Regions from separate parts of the Homo sapiens genome. Here region 2 is linked to region 1. Evidence: chromatin contacts called from ENCODE Hi-C data. All regions are on one chromosome and are shown on one strand. Each heading gives the region's core, a stretch centred on a gene start or an enhancer-like site at or near the end of the contact. The rest is flanking DNA. Distances are from core to core; before and after follow the strand shown.

What was found. Hi-C counts contacts between places; a loop is a spot of excess contacts on that map. Pooled maps may share reads with other maps.
Region 2: a loop to region 1 is called in a pooled map, with 2.6 times the contacts of the local background. The contact joins two enhancer-like sites. A Hi-C loop is called at or near these places in 2 of 37 single-sample maps with no recorded cell type and 9 of 50 pooled maps.

What each region holds. Positions count from the first base shown.
Region 1 is chr13:48,398,244-48,405,370 of GRCh38, reverse strand. All of the region lies in intron 17 of RB1 (RB transcriptional corepressor 1), which reads right to left. It also overlaps a transcript of LPAR6 not described here. Among named protein-coding and RNA genes, the nearest start is that of LPAR6, 11 kb to the left of the region's middle. Within about 2 kb of position 3,695, at least 10 of the 41 ENCODE cell types and tissues checked have a DNase peak (open chromatin) inside an H3K27ac peak, as active enhancers do.
Region 2 is chr13:48,723,242-48,730,513 of GRCh38, reverse strand. No RefSeq gene overlaps it. Among named protein-coding and RNA genes, the nearest start is that of CYSLTR2, 73 kb to the right of the region's middle. Within about 2 kb of position 3,157, at least 4 of the 41 ENCODE cell types and tissues checked have a DNase peak (open chromatin) inside an H3K27ac peak, as active enhancers do.

The sequences.
Region 1 (7,127 bases), core at 2,446-4,945:
CGAGGAAAAAAGGCAAATTTTCTTTTGTTAATACACAAATTCATTATTACTCTTATTACTTGATTTATCAACTTTAAACTGTATTTGTTAAATTCCCACCATTTAGATGAGGTTATACAATTGTTAAAAGAAACCATTTTGTTGTTGAAGGCATTCTTTATGAAACTATCTGATTTCTCATGTGGAACAAACATTTTCTGGGCTTGTTGCATCGTAGGATTTTTTGCATTTTTCTCTCTGCTCTGGTGTGACAGTTTTTTTATTAGGTCTTATGATTTCCCTTTTGTGGATTCTTTTTTCATTTTTTTAAAGCATATTCCCTAGTAATTTCATTTCAAAAGGGCAGTCAAAAGATAAACATTCTGAGTCCTTGCATTTCCAAATTTCATTTTGCTGTCATATTTGACAAATTTTAGGTTATAAAATATCCAGTATTCCTAATGAGAACTTCTGTGCTGATCTGGATCTCATTCCCCTAAAATAGCTTACTTTTTCTCTCTGGAAGCTTTTATAATTTTCTCATTATCTTTAGAATTCTGAATTTTTTGCTGGGTGGGGTGGCTCACACCTATAATTCCAGCACTTTGGGAGGCCGAGGCAGGCGGATCACGATGTCAGGAGTTTAAGATCAGGCTAACCAACATGGTGAAAACCCGTCTCTACTAAAAATACAAAAATTATCTGGGCGCGTTGTCTCGTGCCTGTAATCCCAGCTACTCAGGAGGCTAAGGCAGGAGAATCGTTTGAACCTAGGAGGCAGCGGTTGCAGTGAGCGGAGATCACACCATTGCACTCCAGCCTGGGCGACAGAGCGAGACTGTCATTAAAAAAAAACAAAAAGTATCCACATTCATTCATCATGCTTGGCACTATGGGCCCTTTCCATCTGAAGCCCCCTGGTTTTCATTAGTTTTGGAATTTTTTTTTTCTGTTCTTTTTTATTATTTTCTCTCCTCCATTTCCTCTGGTCTTTCTTATGGTAATGAATAAATATTGAACTGAGGTACCTGAAAATACCAAAGTAAGGAACTACATAACCTACCAGTACAATACTTTGTTGTATTTTCCTCCTAGGAAGAACTGCCTTTCCTATTTCTTTTTCTTTAGGTCTGTTACAGAAGTCTCGGTTTACTTCAATTTCTGTTCTGCTTCTCTCTTTGGCACCATCAGGAAACCCTAGCCCCGTGTCTGTAAGTGTACACAAAATTTGAAGGTGGGCGCGGGCTTGTATCTGTACAGTTTATGCACTGCACAACAGCATGGGGCTTCAGCCTAAACTCTGCATACCAAGCTTAGGGTTGCTGTGTCCGGACGGCATCTTTTTATAATCCATTAGTAAAGAGGAAGGTGCTTTTTTTTCGTTTTTCTTTGAGACAGTGTCTCATTCTGTCACCCAGACTGGAATGCAGTAGTGCAGTCACGGCTCCCTGCAGCCTCAACTTCCCAGGCTCAAGCAATCCTCCCTCCTCAGCCTCCCAAGTAGCTGGGACTACAGAGGTGCATTTTTTTTATTCTCATAGGCTGGCATGGCCTTAGATGGGGGACTGGTCCAGGTGTTTCATGTTCTTAAAATGTTGCTCACAAAGTGTAGTACCCAGACCAGCAGCATCAGTATCACCTGGAAACATATCAGAAATACAAATTCTTGGACCCTACACTGGAAACTTTGTGACTGGGCCCAGCAATCTGTAATATGTGTTTTAACAAGCCCTCCTGGTAATTTTGATGCATGCTCAAGTTTGAGGACCATTGCCAAACAGCACTTTAGAAAACCTTCCTGATTATTGCCCCACTCTCTGTATCTGCTACTTTGAGCTTGGGGGCTCTCTAAGACTCCCACTTCCACCAGTCCCCTTTCCTGGGGGTGTTGTGTGCTGTGGTTTTCTCTACTTTATTGTATCCACAATACACTCATCATTTATTTTTTATACTAAAAAAATGAATCAACTCCTCCACTTCCCTCCACAGTTTTTCTGCTTCACAGTCTGAGTACTGCTGGGTTTCACTCCCCTGTGATATGTGTCTTTTTTGTCACTTCTGTAGGGTTTGCGGGGAGAAAGGAGGTAGAAGTGTGTGTTCAGTCTGCTCTTCCGATACACTGAGTTCCATTATCTCATTATAAATGAGAAATAGTTTCATTTTTAAAAGCAATTGCACAATCCAAGTTACACAAAAAGTCATACTACTTAAGCCCTTTGACTGCTGCTAAAAAATAGTGTTTTTACATCAAAACACAGGAGATCTTTAAATTACTAACAACATAACCTTCAATTTAATTTTCTTTTAAAACTGATAATTTTCCAACTAATTTTACCAATTATTGTTAGCTCATATTTTAATAGGACATAAAACCTATGAATCATAGGTTTTATATATAAAAAAGGTAAAAAGGTTTTATATATAGTACTTTACGAACAGAAGCAATTTATTTAAATAAAAATGAATACTACTTAAGACTTAGCACTAAAAAATTATACCATTTGATTTATATGTCATATAGGTAATTTTTGCTAATGGCCAAAATTATTGGACAAAAATTACTATACTTTATGTTGTGGTCTCATAAGACTTCCTGAGATGACAAAGACTGAAACACACATGATTCAATATAATCTTAGCTACCTAAAACGAGGGGAAAAAATGGACCTGCATTTAAAGAAAAATAAAGCAAAGGACACATATAAATAGTTTCTGTAGGCCAAGAGTGGCAGCTCATGACTAATCCCAGCACTTTGGGAAGCCAAAGCAATAGGATCACTTGAGTCTAGGAGTTTGAGACCAGCCTGGGCAACAGCAAGACCCCGTCTCTACAAAGAATAAAAAAAATTAGCTGGGTGTGTTGGCTCACACCTGTAGTCACATCTACTAAGGAGGCTGAGGTGGGAGGATCACTTGAGCCCAAGAGTTCAAGGCTTCAGTGAGCTATGATTGTGTCATTGCACTCCAGCCTGGGAAAACAGAGTGAGACTCATCTGTTTAAAAAAAAAAAAAGGTTTTCTACAAGGGATTTCTTTACCACTCTCCATCCCTTCCCCAGGCCATTTGTTCTTCATTGGAACTGAAATGTGCAAACGTTTATTTTCAGAAGACCCCGTTAAAATATGTGGGTTCAACTAAATCAGATGCCAATCTAAAAGTGTACACTATTAAAGGTGTCTGATATTCCTATGAAAAAGATAATGCAAAAAAATTATATTTTCAAGAACAGATAGTAAGTTCAGTATTGGATTAGTGTATCCTATGTTCATTTTTGTTTATGACTCATGTAAAAGACAAGTAATTTCACTTCTCCACCTTTTTCATCTTAATGTTTAAAAGAAAAAAACTAAATGATAAAACCTAATATAAAAACTATCATTACTTAATATGTAAATTTAAAAACTTTTAGACAATTAAATTATCTTAAAATAAGAAAAGGGCATAATGATAAAATGACCAGACTTAAAAGATAGCAAGACAGATTTATGTTAGTCTTTGAAGAATTCTTAAGGAATATAATCAAAATCTTAAAGATAAATTTGTTGTTATATTTAGTGGAGATAAGAACCACTGAAACTTAGCAAAGTAAGAAAAGGCTTTTTTGAAAAGGCTAAGAAACAAATCCAGCTGTTTCCTATTCTACGTTTCCTTATCATGTTCTAAATCTAGCACTTACAGGAAGACACCAAAAATACCTTTGATATTTGGCCATTTCTGAGAAAAGCTGAAAATATGAAGACCCAATTAAGTAAATTAGTAACAACACCAAGGACCACAAATGTGTATGTTGAAACAGACTGGGTCGTGACAGTTCAGAGTTTTTAAAACATGCTATAAATAGTTGGAAAAATGAAATGCCAAAAAGTTGTTCTATTTTATAATTAAAGGTAAGTAAGCTTAGATGATTGAAGCATAATTGCCTTAGAGTAGTTCTAAAATTTTAGTAAACTCAATAATTAATAACAGCCTTTTATTTTGCTGCAGAAATTCAGAAGCCACACTAATTAGGATCGATTTCTCCTATTTCTCTTCTTTGTTTCTTGCATATCCAGAATTCTAGAGCCCTTCCTCACAATTCCAGTTAAGATTTGACTGTAAGTTTACAAACTGAAAATTCTAAAACTAAATTCAAGTAATTATCTAACATCATGACTCTTTATAAAATTCTCTGAATAAGAGTATATGTGCTTCCATCCCACAGGTTAGGTACAGAGAGTATGTCCTAGCTATTCTTCTACCATTGCTACTTCCCTTCTTGTTTGTACTTGAATAGTGAACTAACACCACCCTCAGGGTAATTACTGACATGATTCATAACTAAAGCAACATAACAAATTCCAACTGTAATATAACAGTGAACACTGCCCATACTTAACAATGCTGGAGTCCCATGATGCCTTTTCCCCCTGAACTTTTTCCATTTTGAGAAGGTGATGGGGGAGGAGGGGTGCCTCAAGAGAAGAGAAAAATTCTCTGTACTTATAGTAAGCCAAGATAAACAGGTTAATACTGTGTAACTGAATCCTCGGTTCTCTGTTCTTATGAAATCACTGTATAGCAGAGGAAAAGGAATGAAGGGTACTAACAATTAATTGTTATGTTTCTAATTACTATTCTCATAAATGCTCATTTATTCCTCACAACAACTGAAAGTTATCCCTATTTTACATACAAGGAAACCTGAGATACAGAGACATAATTTGTTCAGAACCACACCAAAGCAAGTTACATGACATCTCTGGACCTCAGGTCTCTTTATCTATAAAATAGGGATAGCAGTGTTTACACTTCCAGGCTTCTGTGAATATTAAGTAAGATCCGCTAATTCAAAGTCTAGGCCCTTTTTGCCATAGCATAGTAACACTCACAAACACAAAAATACAAACACAGATAAAACATGAGCAAATAAACGAATCATGACAATGCACATACCAAACAGTAAACTAATATACACTAAAAGGCAACATAGAGGCTAAAAGTATAGTCTCTGGAACCAGATAGCCTGAGTTAAAATTCTGGCTCTGTCACCAACCAGTTTTGTGGACACAGGAAAGTTTCTCCATCTGTGAAACAGTGATGACAGAATCTATTTCATAGAGTTGTGAGAAGTTATGAGTTAATACACTGAAGCACTTTTAACAGTACCTATAATAGGACATATGCAAAAACATTACCTATTATTACTTCTACACTGAAATGTCACACACATAAATGAGAGTTATTTTGATGCTGGTCTGTATAATTATCAGACAAACTTCCAAAGAAGTAAGCAAGTGATGAGCACTACTTCCTAAACTAAGTTTCTATGAGCTACCTACAGGACATTCCTGAGTTGTTAGATTTTTGTTTGTTTTTTATTTTTGGACATCCTTGAATTTCTTAGTCCCTTTTGCCAATTAATGAACAAAGAGAATGGGTAATGTGTATAATATGGATGGTGTGGTGGGGAGGAGTGACATGAATAGACAAGTTATGAATATTTCTCTACAGTAAACTCTGGCATTTTTTCATATGTCAGAGTGTTTTAAAATTAAAGAAGGGTATAGATACATAGAGAAAAGAATAGACTTAGGGATCAGACATAGGACTCAGGTACTACAAGTTACTTGAGCAAAGGTTTAGAAATGAAAATGATTTTATGTTTAAAATCATAAACAGATCTGGATGAAGAACTCAGGCTTACATAAGCATTTAACACAGAATACCTGCATTGATTTATAAGTTATCTCAGTTTCTTTAGATTTTCTTATTGTTGTCCTTTTTAACATATGAGGACCCACATGAAAACCCATTTAATGCCTTATTAATCCTTAACAATGATGAAGAAAGTTATTTTATTACATTGAGCTTATATTCCTAGATCTTTAAGCAATCATCTAATTACATTTCATATGTAGCATATCCTTGCTACATTTCAGTGGATGATTATTCATATGAGTTAAATTACTATCTTTTTTTGTTTGTATTCTTTCTGCTTATCTATCTTAAAATTTTTGTAGATTATTAGTTCACTAGCAGAAAAATAATGTCACTATAAAATATTTATTCCTAAGATATTGCCTTCTTTTATTTTCCCTTCTTTGTCGTTACATTTTTGCATTCGTATAGAAGATGACTTTAGGCATACCTGGAATCTTTTACTAAAAACAGAGAAAGAGTAAAACAACAACAAAAACCTCAGGTCCAATGTTTCAGTCTACGAAAACAATCTAGATGTCTATTTCACCTCATTGTCACCCCTTCCCTTGAAAGTTGATCCAAATACCTAATTTCAACCTAAATTATTGTGGATTCTGAAAACACTTATAGTAAATTCTCATTTCTAGGAGTTGCATGAATGAAACATATATGCATACTAGCATTTACTTTTATAATATAGTTTGCTCATTTTTGTAAAGTCTTCTTTTAATCCTTCTTCCTGAGGAATAAGCCAGACCAATAGTCACAGTGCACTGCACAAAGGAGCTAGTCAACAAATGTTACTTTTCCCTTTCTTGTTACTTATTAGCTCCTAGGCAAAACACTTCCCTTGTTACTCAGGATAAAAAATACACATACATATTATGCTTTCACTTAGAATAAAATTAACTTACTATTTGTATTGCTCCCTTTATACTGTCCCATATGCCTGACTATATATTATAGAGGTAGTAAAAACAGCATGAATGATTTCACAGAAATAATGTAGTACAGTGACAGAGACCTTTACTAGAAACCAGTATGGAATTTGGAATCAAACCAATATGAGTTCAAATGCCAACTGGGTGACCTCAGACAAATTACTTAAAGAGAGCTGATGATCTGTTCTAGGGAAGTGTAATGAAGTATATTAAAATAATAATATAATAAATATGAGAGACAGCTTTAAAAAAAAATTACAGGACTCTATCAAACTATTGAGAAAGAAAAGGAGAAAGTGCTCAGTATTTAAGCCCAGATGATTTGAAAAGTAATGGAAAAATAGACATAGTGGGAAGCAAAGTTGCATTTAGAACAAGCTAAATAATTTCAGTTTTGAATAATGAAGTCAAGTCTCCTAAATCACTTGAGAAACTAGTATTTAGCTGTGGAAGTCAAGGGCAAAGCTATATTAGGAATATATTGGGTCAGAGTGAGAAAGGTTAAAGCTTTAGCTATGTTTTCAGAAT
Region 2 (7,272 bases), core at 1,908-4,407, 330 kb before region 1:
GCTGGTCTCAACCCCACATCCCCCTACAATGTGCCTCCCCATAGCCTGAGCACCTGCCCTGGGTGCTGGGCGAGAGCAGTGAGCAAGACTTACTTCATGGGGCTTTCCATCTTGTCCTTTCTGCATTGATATTTGGGCTAGTTTGGGCTCTGCTGCTTTGTCTGTAGGCATCTGCCTTTTTCCCAGAAACAGTTTCATCTTGGGCAGATATGGCCTGGACAGAGTTTCACTTAGTATTTTGTCTTTGGCAACCCCTTCCTACCCTGTTCCCCTTCAAGGCCACGTTGCCTGCCATTCCCCATTGTGTTCCCAGCCTTTAAGAAGTGAGCTGGCCATGAGCCACTCTGTTTTTCCTCATCTATACTCTCCATGCTATTACATGAGGAAGCCACATCTCTTTAGAGAAGCTGACCTCTCTGGCATTGCTCATATACCCACACAGCCTCGCCCCTCACTATCTGCTGAACGCAGAGAACTGGCAAGGGTGTGCAAACAGCAGGGTGGTGGCACCTCGGGGCTCTGCCTGAGATACCAGGGCCCAGTGAGGCCAAGAGCAGGCCAGGGGCCCCTGAGGGATGGACCTGAGCAAGGGAGAGCCAAGTTATAGAAGAGGAAACTGAGGCCAAGTGCCCCATTAATTCATAGTCATTCCTTCAGTTCATTCAAAATATTTATTGAGTGCTTTCTTTGCTTCAGGGACTATTTGCATGGGATGCAGCAATAAATGAAACTAATAAACCTGCCCTAATGAAGCCTGCAATATATTGGGAAAGACAAACTATAAACAAATAAATATATAAATGGTCCCCAAGTTAAGATAGCTCGGCTTACGACTTTTTCACTTTACAATGGTGTGAAAGCAATTAGCGTTCAGTAGAAACTATACTTCAAGTACCCATACAGCCATTCTGCTTTTCACTTTCAGTAAAGTGTTGAACAAATATATATGAGATATTCAACATGTTACTGTAGAATAGGCTTTGTGTTAGATGATTGTGATTGTGCCCAACTGTATGGTAAGTTTCTGATCACATTTAAGATAGGCCAGGCTGAGCTGTGAGGTTCAGGGGGTTAACTGTATTCAATGTATTTTTGACTTACAATATTTTCAACTTACAATAGGTTTATTGGGATGTAACCCCATCATAAATTGAGGAGCATCTGTATGCAGTAATGTCAGATAGTGATAAATACTGTAAAGAAAAATAAAGTACTGTCTGGGATATTGAGGTGTCTGATGGAGGTGGAGGGTGAGCACTGTTGTAGATAGCATGGTCAGAGAAGAACTTTCTAGAAGGGTGGCATTTAATTAAAATATTAAATGCAATAAGGAAGTAGTCCTAGTGGATATTTAAAGGAAAGCATTCCGGGCAAAGGTAATAGCCTTTGCCAAGTCCCTGGGATGGGAGCATGCTTGCTGGTTTCGAGTAGAGGCAGGAAGCCAGCATTGCTGGAGGGAGTAAGAGACATCATGGGGTTGGGGAACAGAGTCCTAGTCACATGGGAATGTATGCGCCATGGAAAACAGTTAGGGTTTGAATCCAGGACTTCTGAGGCCACGTATAGTGCTCTTTTCATTGCACTATGCTGTCTCTTCAAAAGGTTATCATACAAGAGAGTCCAGTTTTGAAGGTGGGCAAAAATGGTGGCTTGGACTCTCGATGTTTATGTTCACTTCCGTTTACTTGCAACCAACAAGCAGAGCCAAAATTATTCATAAGATCAAGAACAGAGACAAAGCCAAGTTTGAGTCAGTGTAACCCATGGGGAGTGAGGGATCTGCCATCAAGAGGAGCCCCCAACCATGAGGCAGAGGAGGGCCCTGTTGCCCCCCGGGGCTCAGCCTCTCAGGTATTGGTGCACTCTCTTTTGGGCTGAGTTGTGTTCCCCCAATTCACGTTGAAAACCTAATTCCCAGTGTGACTGTATTTGGAGATAGAGCCTTTAGGGAGGTAATTAAGGTGAAATGAAGTCACAGGGGTGAGACCCTAAAGTGATAGGACTGATGTCCTTATAAGAAGAGGAAGAGATACCAGAGAACGCTCTCTGTTGCCAGGTGTGCCCACAGAGAAAAGGTCATGCAAGGACACAGTGAGAAGCTGCCATCTAAGAGTCAGGCTGAGGCCTCACTGGAAACCAACCCTGTCAGCACCTTGATCTTGGACTTCTAGCCACCAAAACTGTGAGAAAATAAATGTCTGCTATTTAAGCCACCTAGTTGTGTTATGATGTTGTAGCAACCTGATGAGAGTGACATATGCTCCAGTGAGTCCCTTCTGAGGTCCATTTCTTATTGCACCCTTGAGCCTCTAGCAAGCCTGGCCTTGGCCTACCTCAGCATCAAATTGGAGAGGGGATTCCCTCTGACTTCTAAGAGGGGTAGTCTGGTCTGCAGCAGTACTGGGTAGGGGTTGGTTTGGAATCCAAGATGCCTTAAATTGTTTATGCCTGAGCTTTTCATCTGCAATACAGGAAAGATAATATCAGTGCTTTTGAAGAAAGTTCTAAATATGCAATTATATTCAATAAATAATTGCTGACATCATCTATGCACAAAATATTGTACTGGGAAGGATGCAATACAATTTATCCCTCAAGATAAGTTTTTCTCAGTAATAACGTATGTGTGTAAAATAGTTGTGAAAGCATTTAGGAATGTGCCATTTTAAAATGGGGAGTTTTAAAAATAATATTACCTGCTTCCCAGAACCCTTAGCCTTACATACTTTATGTAAGCCATAGACTTGTCCTCACAATTCTGTGGCTTTCTCTTTCCTGCATCTTTGTGGCAAAATGGAAACAAACCAACATAAAATAAAATTCCAAACCTTTCATTTAAGGTAAGCGGATTTCAACCATCCATAAACAGTGGGAGGTCAGGACAGAATTCAATCAAGTTTGAGTTACTCATTATTTCTAGCACACAGTTTTGATAGTCTAATCATTCTCTTTTGAGATTATGGCATTATTTCCATATTTCTAAAAGTGACATATTTATGGAAGAAGTTGTTTATAAATGTCTGCATTGTTTATAAATGTCTACATATAAATGTCAAAGCAACTCTGGGTCTCCTTAACCTGCTTTGAGTCATAACAAGTTTGGTTTCCATGACATCACTTTTTACGCAGAGAGGATTAAAGTCATTTGTTGCATGAGCCCCAAGGGGCCATCTGGAGGAGTTTCAGGAGGCCCGCTTCTCCCTCATCACAAGGGCAGGACTGACTTCTGAGCTTCCTTCTGTCCAGGGCTGCATTATGCTGAGCATAATTAGTGTAAATCTTTTAAATAGGAACATGAGTATGCCCTATTTTCAGAACACTCAAAATAGCAAAATTCAAACACAAAGAACAGAGAAATTAGAGAACTACCTTAAACACAAAATAATAATTTGCTTAAAATAATGATTTACTGATTACTTCATTTGTGTGGCAAACTCCCTAAGGGCATTTAAAATATGGTTTGAATAATAAAAATCTTATTTGTATAACATGTCAAGTAGCATATGATAGTTTGCATTTGTGTAGAGTTTTGTTGATGTGTTTCATAATTTATTTTGTCCTCATGACACTTTGCAAGATGGGGCCTGTAGTGTTATTCCCATGTGACATGGTTGAGTGACGAAGACAAGTCCTTTGCCCAAGGTCACACAGCTGGAAAGCGTCAGAGGCAAGGCTAGACTTCAGTCCCTTGACTCTTTGTCAAATCACACTTTCCTCTAGATTCATACTTCTTTTTCAAATGTATGTTTTGGCTTGAAACAGAAGTCAGATATTTAAAAACTATTTTGGAATATATTCAAATTTGAAATGAAAAACTGTGTATAAAAATAATTTGACTTCCAAAGAGGGTAGTTGGAGATCTATAATGTTCTAAGAAGAGGATATAAAAATATTCTTCATCAGAATCACCAGTGAAGTCTTTTGTATTAGTCAGGATTCTCTAGAAAAGCAGAATCAATAGGATATATATCTGTTTCAGTATTTATATCTATATTTATCTATGCATATAAAGAGATTTATTATGAGGAATTGGTTCATGCAATTGTGGGGGCTGAGAAGTCCCACAGTATGCTGTTTGCAAGCTAGAGATACAGAAAAGCCAGTAGGATAGTTTTAGTGAGTCTGATGGCCTGAGAACCAGGAGAAATGATGGTATAAGTTTCAGTCTGAGGGCAGGAGAAGACCAGTGTTCCAGCTCAAGTAGTCAGATAAAGAGAGAAGGAATTCTCCCTTCCTCTGTCTTTTGGTTCTGTTCAGGCTGCCAACAGATTGGATGAAGGCCAATTACTTTGAAGTGGACCATGGGTTTTACTCAGTCCACTGATACAAATGTTAGTCTCTTCCAGAAACAACCTCACAGATACACTCAGAAATAATATTTAACCAGATATCTGGGCATCCTGTGGCCCAGGGCCCAGTCAAGTTGACACACACAAAATCAACCATAACACGTAAGAAAAACAAAACAAAACAAAAAACCCCAAAACAGATGGCCAAGCCAGACTACAAATATATTCAATAAGAATTTCCAGGTGTAGCTTTTGTTGTTTGCTTTAAAAAAATTTGTTTTAATTTTTTATTTTTCCATAGGGTATTGGGGTACAGGTGGTATTTAGTTACATGAGTGAGTTCTTTAGTGGTGATTTGTGAGATTTTGGTGCACCCATCACCCGGGCAGTAGACATTGCACCCTATTTGTAGCCTTTTATCCCTTGCTCCCCACCCTTACCCTCAAGTCCTCAAAGTTCATTGTATCATTCTTATGCCTTTGCATCCTCATAGCTTAGCTCCCACATATCAGTGAGAACATATGGTGTTTGATTTTCCATTCCTGTGTTACTTCACTTTGAATAATAGTCTCCAATCTCATCCAGGTCACTGCAAATGCTATTAATTCATTCCTTTTTATGGCTGAGTGTATTCCATGTATATATATACCACAGTTTCTTTATCCACTTGTTGATTGATGGGCATTTGGGTTGGTTCCATGATTTTGTGTTGTTTGCTTTTTTCAGAACTAGCAAGTTGACAGCCCAAACTAAAAAGCATGAACCCAAATGTGGCCAGACTAAGGCATGTTGAGAGAGTCATAGATTTTCAAAGTGAATGTCTTCTGTGCTCAAAGATGTTCCATTTCCTTGCAGGCAAACCTTATAAAATTAATGTGTGCTTATCTCCTCTAACAGAGAAGAAAGAATGAATTATATGCAATTGAAGATAATCAAGAATAAATTCTGTTTAACTTCAGGGCATGGTTGTATATTTTTATTGAAAATATGGTCCATATGTTCCTTCCAGAGTCATGTTCCTTATACACAACTCTAGTCATTATACTATTCCCCTAGGAAGTCTCCCATGGCTCCCCATTGCCCTCTGAATTACAGTGTGTTCCTTAGCATGGCATTCACATCCTCCATGACCCCACCCAACCTACTCTTACAGCATCTTTGTGCTGTGACTGTCCTTCTAGGGTCCTGCATGTCTGCCAGTCCACATCAGTGTGCTTACAACTTCCAAAAAGTACTAGATTTTATTTGTGTCTTTATGTATGTCCGTCAACTGAAATACCTTTCTCTCTTTTTTTTCCTCATTCCTCAATCTCTATCTGCTGACTTCTACCTATTCTTTAGGGGTTAAGCCAAGTAGTCCATTTTTTCACAAAGCCATCACTTGAATGAGAATTCTTCCTTTTCTGTGCTCTGCTGGTACTTCATCTTCACTTCCTGAGTTACATCTTGGTGTTTTATGTACATAGTTTAAGTCTTTTCTAGGCCATATGTTAGCCATCCTTATACCCCTAAGGTGGCCAGCACAGTGCCTGACACATAAATGGCAGGTACACACAGTAAAATAACTTGTGGAATTGAATTGAATGGTAGTTCTTGTATTTTGGAAGTTCATTTCAAATAAAATTATGAAGGCTTTCCCTAGAAGTATGACTTGGGAGAAGACAAAATTCTTTTCAATTTCTCTATTTTGTAGTCAAAAGAAGGCTGTGTCTAAACAGGCAAATGTGAAAAGTAGACTACTGTGGGTGACTTGGGAAACTGACCGAGCTGCTAAGGTTGGCAAAGAAAGAGGCAGCAGGGGAGACACAATCTTTGTCGTAACTACAGATCAGTTGATACCTAGGTATTCAAGTTTGCAGAGAGGACAAACCAGTGGTGGTGAAATTCTAAGAAAATATGTTCCTATCACTAGGATCCTTGGTTAACTTGATGAGTGAAATTAGGCAGAATTGAGCTGCCAAAATGGGAGTTAGCAAAAAGTAAGCAAGGTATGGGATCTCAAAGAATAGACTCCAAACCAGCCTATGGTCCTCACTGATAAATGGGCTGAACACACACACACACACACACACACACACACACACACACACACACACAGAGAGAGATGTATATGTCAGAGTCTGTTTGAAGGAGTAGATGAGGATATAGGAGAAAAACCAAGAGATTGTGTCACAAAGCCCAAGAAAAGAAAGTGTTATAAGAATAATTAGTGGTCAACTGTGTCTAATGCAATACAGATTGTGTAAATTGAGACTAGGGAAAAAAACCATTAGATTTGACAACATGGTGATCATTGATGACTTTAGCAAGGCCAGTTTGAGCACAGTGTTAGAAACAAAAATCTGGATTAGAGGGGATTGAAGAGTGAATGGGGCTAGGCATTCTCACTAGGAAAGCATGCCACAGATTCATACCAAATTTATAATAAAATCCCAGATAACTCAAAACCTTACTTCCTTTTCTACAAAGAGCTAAAAAGCTTTAATTTATGATCATATGGAGGACAATATTCTCTAAAATTCTGACCTTATAAAAGCTATGTAATCTTAATTTTTAAGTGCACTACAGAGTACAAAATAAAGGAAAAAATATAGAGAGGTGGAAAAACAAAGTAAAAGTTTGAACCCTGAGAAATAGTGGAGGGCCAACAAATGCTTTCACTATGAAATTACTTTCTAAACCCTAGTGAATTTATGTGTTGTTATTTTTGATGACCTCATAGGATGAGGGAAACTGGAGATAAAGTTTAGATCCCACCCAAAAAGGAAAGTCTAACAGAAAAGCTCTTGTTGTGTAACAAACCACCCCAATACTTAGTAACCTAAATCAACAATGCATTATTACATTCTATTGGTTCACTAGGCTCAGCTGGTAAGTTCTCACTTGGGGAGTATCATGGGGTTACAACCAGTGGAGGCTGAGGCAAGAGTCATCTGAAGACTTGACTGTCTACCCAGGAGGGCTCATTTACAGTTGAGCGGTT